2 separate regions of the Homo sapiens genome follow, and region 2 is linked to region 1. Evidence: chromatin loops called from intact Hi-C (ENCODE). Cell type or tissue: dorsolateral prefrontal cortex. All regions are shown on one strand.

The links. Hi-C counts contacts between places; a loop is a spot of excess contacts. Peaks named below come from ENCODE experiments on the same cell type or tissue, not always from the same donor. Only the 100,000 strongest peaks of a DNase experiment are listed, where the experiment ranks them.
Region 2: a loop joins it to region 1, with 6 times the contacts of the local background. A loop is called at or near these places in 3 of 110 quality-filtered maps.

Annotation. Positions count from the first base shown.
Region 1 is chr7:87,932,700-87,935,199 of GRCh38, forward strand. It overlaps ADAM22 (ADAM metallopeptidase domain 22), which reads left to right and starts at 1,552. Exons shown (of 32, transcript NM_001324418.2): 1 at 1,552-1,851; 2 at 2,327-2,487. The coding sequence starts at 1,767. RefSeq lists a silencer at 1,455-1,864 and an enhancer at 1,971-2,500. In dorsolateral prefrontal cortex, a CTCF peak has its summit at 1,512; DNase peaks (open chromatin) are centred at 1,402 and 2,282; H3K4me3 peaks cover 1,735 bases; H3K27ac peaks cover 1,862 bases.
Region 2 is chr7:88,168,928-88,171,427 of GRCh38, forward strand. The region is part of intron 25 of ADAM22 (ADAM metallopeptidase domain 22); the gene reads left to right. Among named protein-coding and RNA genes, the nearest start is that of SRI-AS1, 46 kb to the right of the region's middle. In dorsolateral prefrontal cortex, CTCF peaks have their summits at 973 (motif pointing left) and 1,176; no DNase peak of the experiment used is centred here.

The DNA.
Region 1 (2,500 bases):
TGATACATTGGACTTGGGGACTCAGGGGAAAGGGTGGGGGATGGTGAGGGATAACAGACTACACATTGGGTACAGTGTACACTGCTCGGGTGATGGGTACACCAAAATCTCAGAAATCACCACTAAAGAACTTATTCATGTAAACAAACACAACCTGTTCCCCAAAAGCGATTGAAATACAAAAATAAATAATAAACACTCGGAAAAAAAAAATAGCCTCAAGTAACTACTGGCTACAGTATTTGAAAGGCACACCTCTAAATCTTAATTTTTTTCCTTTCTAAAATGGGAGTAGGCATGTGCAGTGGCTCACATCTGCAATCCCAGCACTTTGTGAGGCCAAGGTGGAGCCCAAGAGTTCAAGAGCATCCTGATCATCATGGGGAGACTCTTGTCTCTACAAAAAGTAATAATAATAACAAAAAATAGCCAGGTGTGGTGTCACATGTCTGTGGTCCCAGCTATTTGGGAGGCTGAGGCAGGAGGATGGCTTGAGCCCAGGAGCTTGAGCTGCAGTGAGCCGTGTTCTCACCACTTGCACTCCAGTTGGGGCGACAGAGCAAGACCCTATCTCAAAAATACATACATACATACATACGTACATACATAAATATAAAATCAGAGTAATAGTTATAATCAAATTCTTGACCAAAGGATCAGATAATACATGTGAACTTTGAAAAACTAAAAAATACAAGTATTACTTTATGTAGATAACTATTTTATTATTGTTTTATACTCAAGAATTTCTATCATTTTGAATCAGAGGAAAATGGAATAAGCAGCCTGAGAAAACTGAGTTCCCCATATCTGGTAGAGTTTTGAGGCTGTCTGGCAATAAAGAACAAAAATATCCCGTAGAGTTAAGCTAAATCATCCCTCTATTACCTGCAGAGACCTTCCCTGGGAGGTCCTCTTTGACTCCCTGGACTGAATTAATGGTCCTCTAGGTATAACCATGACACTTTTCACACTGTATTGTAAAAAAAAGTGGTCTGTCTGCTCAACTTTACCCAAGAACAGGTGCCTCTGATCCCCGTGTCCTTCCGGTTGTCAACCGCTGGGTACATAGTATATCCTCAATCTGTATTTGTTGAATAATTCACTAGCACTGTATTCGTGAGGGTATGGTTCTCCGGATAACTTAAGTAACTACTAATCTGTGGTAAACAGAACAGCTCTTTAAGGACGATGCAGATGAATACTGGCTGCTGTAACGGCCCAGTTGGTGCATCTCGGATGCCAGGAGGCGGTCCAGTGCTGATCTCTTTCTTTTGCCCTTCCCTCCCGCCCTTCCAGTCTGTGGGATATAGAGGACCTCACAGTCACGAGGTCGCGACGGTCCGTGCCGTCGTGGAGACAAGCGGGACACGGAGAGAGAACTACATTTCCCAGCTGACTCTCCTGCGCGCGCCCTTGCCTGCGCGCGGGGGGCGAGTGCACCGGGCGCTCGCTCCCTGCCGAGCTCTTGTCGCCCGCCCGAGCCTTTGCCAGGGGATGAGGTGGGAGGCGCTAGAAACCACTTAGCTACAGCCAACCGCCCAATGCAGCACTCGCTCGCTCCCCCCGCCAGCGGAAGCGTCCGCGAAGCACAATGCAGCACTGAGCCGCGGTGGAGGTTGCAGCGCCACGGCCGCCGCAGCACCGGCCGGGGCTGGGTGGAGGTGGCCGCGGGGACCCCGGGGGCGCGGAGCGAGGGAAACGGACTCGGCGGCGCCGGCATGAGGAGCTGAGCGTCTCGGGCGAGGCGGGCTGACGGCAGCACCATGCAGGCGGCAGTGGCTGTGTCCGTGCCCTTCTTGCTGCTCTGTGTCCTGGGGACCTGCCCTCCGGCGCGCTGCGGCCAGGCAGGTAAGTTAGCCGTCCTCTGTGCCTTTGGGCCATACCATTTCCCGGGAATCTTTGGAGCCCTCAGGCGTATTGAAAAGGGGGCATCCCCATTTCCCGAGTGCGCGGGGAGATTTTTTTTTTTTTTTTTTTTAATTCGGGAGGGTGGTGAGAAGTGGAGCAAAAATATATGTGTGGAGGCGCGCAGATGCACTGGAAGCCTTCGGTCAAAGCCTGTTTTTCTCCTTCTGAAGAGGAATGGGGAGAATGGGAAAGGGGTGCCCTGCTTCTGGGCCCCGCTCCTGGTTGCTCTCGGATGAGCTGGTCCAAGGCTCTCGGGCTGGTGTCTCTGCGTCCTTCCCAGTTGGGTTCCGAGAGGGAGGGGGCGGTGGGGATTTTCGTAGGGGAGACGTAGGACTGCAGGATGGAGGAGTGAGGGTCAGGGTCATTATTTTCGCCTTTTCTCTCCACTCCCTCCTTTCCCGGTTCCTGCCTGGAGGAGACGCCTCATTGATGGAGCTAGAGAAGAGGAAGGAAAACCGCTTCGTGGAGCGCCAGAGCATCGTGCCACTGCGCCTCATCTACCGCTCGGGCGGCGAAGACGAAAGTCGGCACGACGCGCTCGACACGCGGGTGCGGGGCGACCTCGGTGGCCCGCAGGTGAGAGGCTCGG
Region 2 (2,500 bases), 240 kb after region 1:
ACTCAAAGTTTTGGGAATTAGAATCAAAATTTTAGACATTTACCCCATGCCTTTTAATGGACTTGCCTTTGTTCCATAAGTTAATATATGTCAAACACTCAAAGTAGTACCTGGCCCACAGTAAGCACTATGTAATTGTTTGCTATTATTATCACTTAACATGGTCTTAAACCAATTGCACCAAAGGAAACATCTTTATAGTGTACATGGTAATTGCTTGTGAGGTCAAAACCATCAAAGAGTTTCTTTGGCTAAAAAGGGAGAGCAGTTAGTTTACTGGCAGGATAAGCTTTGTATGCTGCAAGCATTAATAATACAGGCATTTGTGGAAGACTATATATTAATGAGTAGCGCAGAGAGCATATTACAGTTTGGCAAAACATTACAGTTTGACATGGCATGTCATAGTGAAGGAGAGTACAGCACAGTAGTAAGCTTTTCCCTGATTAAATGAGCATCTAGCCCTGTACCATGTAGTCTTCCACAAATTCTTGTATCATTAATGCTTGTAGCATACAAAACTTATCCTGGCAGTAAACTAATTGCTCTCCCTTTTCAGCTAAATAAACTCTTTCATAATTTTGACCTCACAAGCAATTGCCATATATACTTACAAAAGTGTTACCTTTGGCGCAGTTGGCTTAAGACCATGTTAGGTGATAATAATAAGTTCATAGCAGATGCTTAAAACCTATGGGCCTCTTTGGTGTGCAGGTTACTGGGTGTATTTCACCTCAGCATAACATTTGGAGTTATCAAATCATATATCTGATAGGAAGGCTTCTCTTTTTGTCATTTGATTTCTCCTCACACCAGAAGCAAATTAGCTCTGTGTTGGAATCACACCATTTCTCCAAATTAATGCATGATTTAAGTAGTAATTGTCATCACAAGCATTATTGTGTTGAAGTAGCTCAGTTGTTTCATTTGGCTGTGTGAAAATGGAAAGAAAAAATTGTTCCTTCTGGAGTGTGTGATTTTCTGCCACCTAGTGATGGAAGTGGATATTTCATTTTTACAATCTTGGAAAAACCTACCTTTTAGAAACCTAAACGCTCATATTACTTATTAAATTATGTGTCTATTTGCCTTTATTGATTAGAATGAAAATCACTTTTTTTCTGCAGGTGACTTCTTATTTTTATGGCATTCTTTTGAGATCTGTTCATTCCTCAATATATACACTTTGCAACTTTAATAAGATCCACTTAGCTGGAAACTCATTTAAGTTGATTTTAGCTTAAGGAAAAAGACACACCTTGTGCATACTACAGTATCTTCTTTATAAATAACTAGCCCAAATAGCTAAAGTTTTAATGTTTCTAAAATTATTCAGAATATGTTTAGGAATATAGTGGGAATGTAGATATTTTAATAGAGGAATTAAATTCATGAATATGATGTTTTACTTATTCTATTTGCAATTTAAAACCCCATTTAGAACCTGAGAACTCATTTTCTCATTAGTTTGTCCAGTTAAACTTTCTACCCCTTCTCCAAGCCTTGGGGTGGAGAATAGCAGGAATTAAAAAAAAAAATAAAGTAGAATGCTCATTTGGAACCGTATGGCTCAGGAAATCAGATTGAAGGAATAAAAAGCAAAACATGTTGAATAGAAAAATACCAGGCTTATTTTTCCCCCATCTGATAGTTTCCAGGATGAAAAATAATAACAAATTGGCACCTTTGCCGTCATGTGCCCGTTATCAAACGTGATATGTATAATGTGGATGAAATAGACTGGCAAGTAAAGATGTTACCAATGAAATCCATATGAAAACATTATCCTTGATCTTAGAGGAAGCAGCCCAAAACTACTCACTTGCATGACCTTTCTAACGTGTCTCCAAAATATTAACACTTAATTATGTCAAGATAGAAAGTTAGCAGTGAACTCTTGAAAAGTCACTGGTACTGTACTACCACACCCTGTAGAGCAATTTTTTAATAAGATCCACTTAGTTGGAAACTCATTTAAGTCGATTTTAGCTTATGGTTAAATAAACACAGAGACTAAACATTGAACAAGTATTTCCAATGTGAAGCTTCAGCGAGTAAGTAGTAATCACTTAGGAGATCCTTAACAGTCACGAATTGACTCACTCCTATTTATCATACCTGATGAAATAAAATGTTCTGGTATTCATTTATATTCCCCTATTTGAAATTCTTAGGAATAACTATAGTTTGGGGTTTATATTCCATTAGGAATGAATTATAATTTTATTTCTGTAAAAAGTTATTTATATAAGTAACTTGATTCATTAATTTCATTAAGTCAATGTATGTTTGAAGACCTGTGTTTGAAATAAGATTTACTTTAGAGCAGTGATTGATGTTGAGAAAACAATTACTCTTTAATGACTGCAGCATATTTATGTTTTTAAAAGTGGACAATTGTTTGACAATATTGTCACTGACTCTTTGTTGCTTCTCCTGATGATGAGGTGACATTTTTGTGTGTGCATTCCCATTTTAATTCTGTAATTCAGAATCCTCT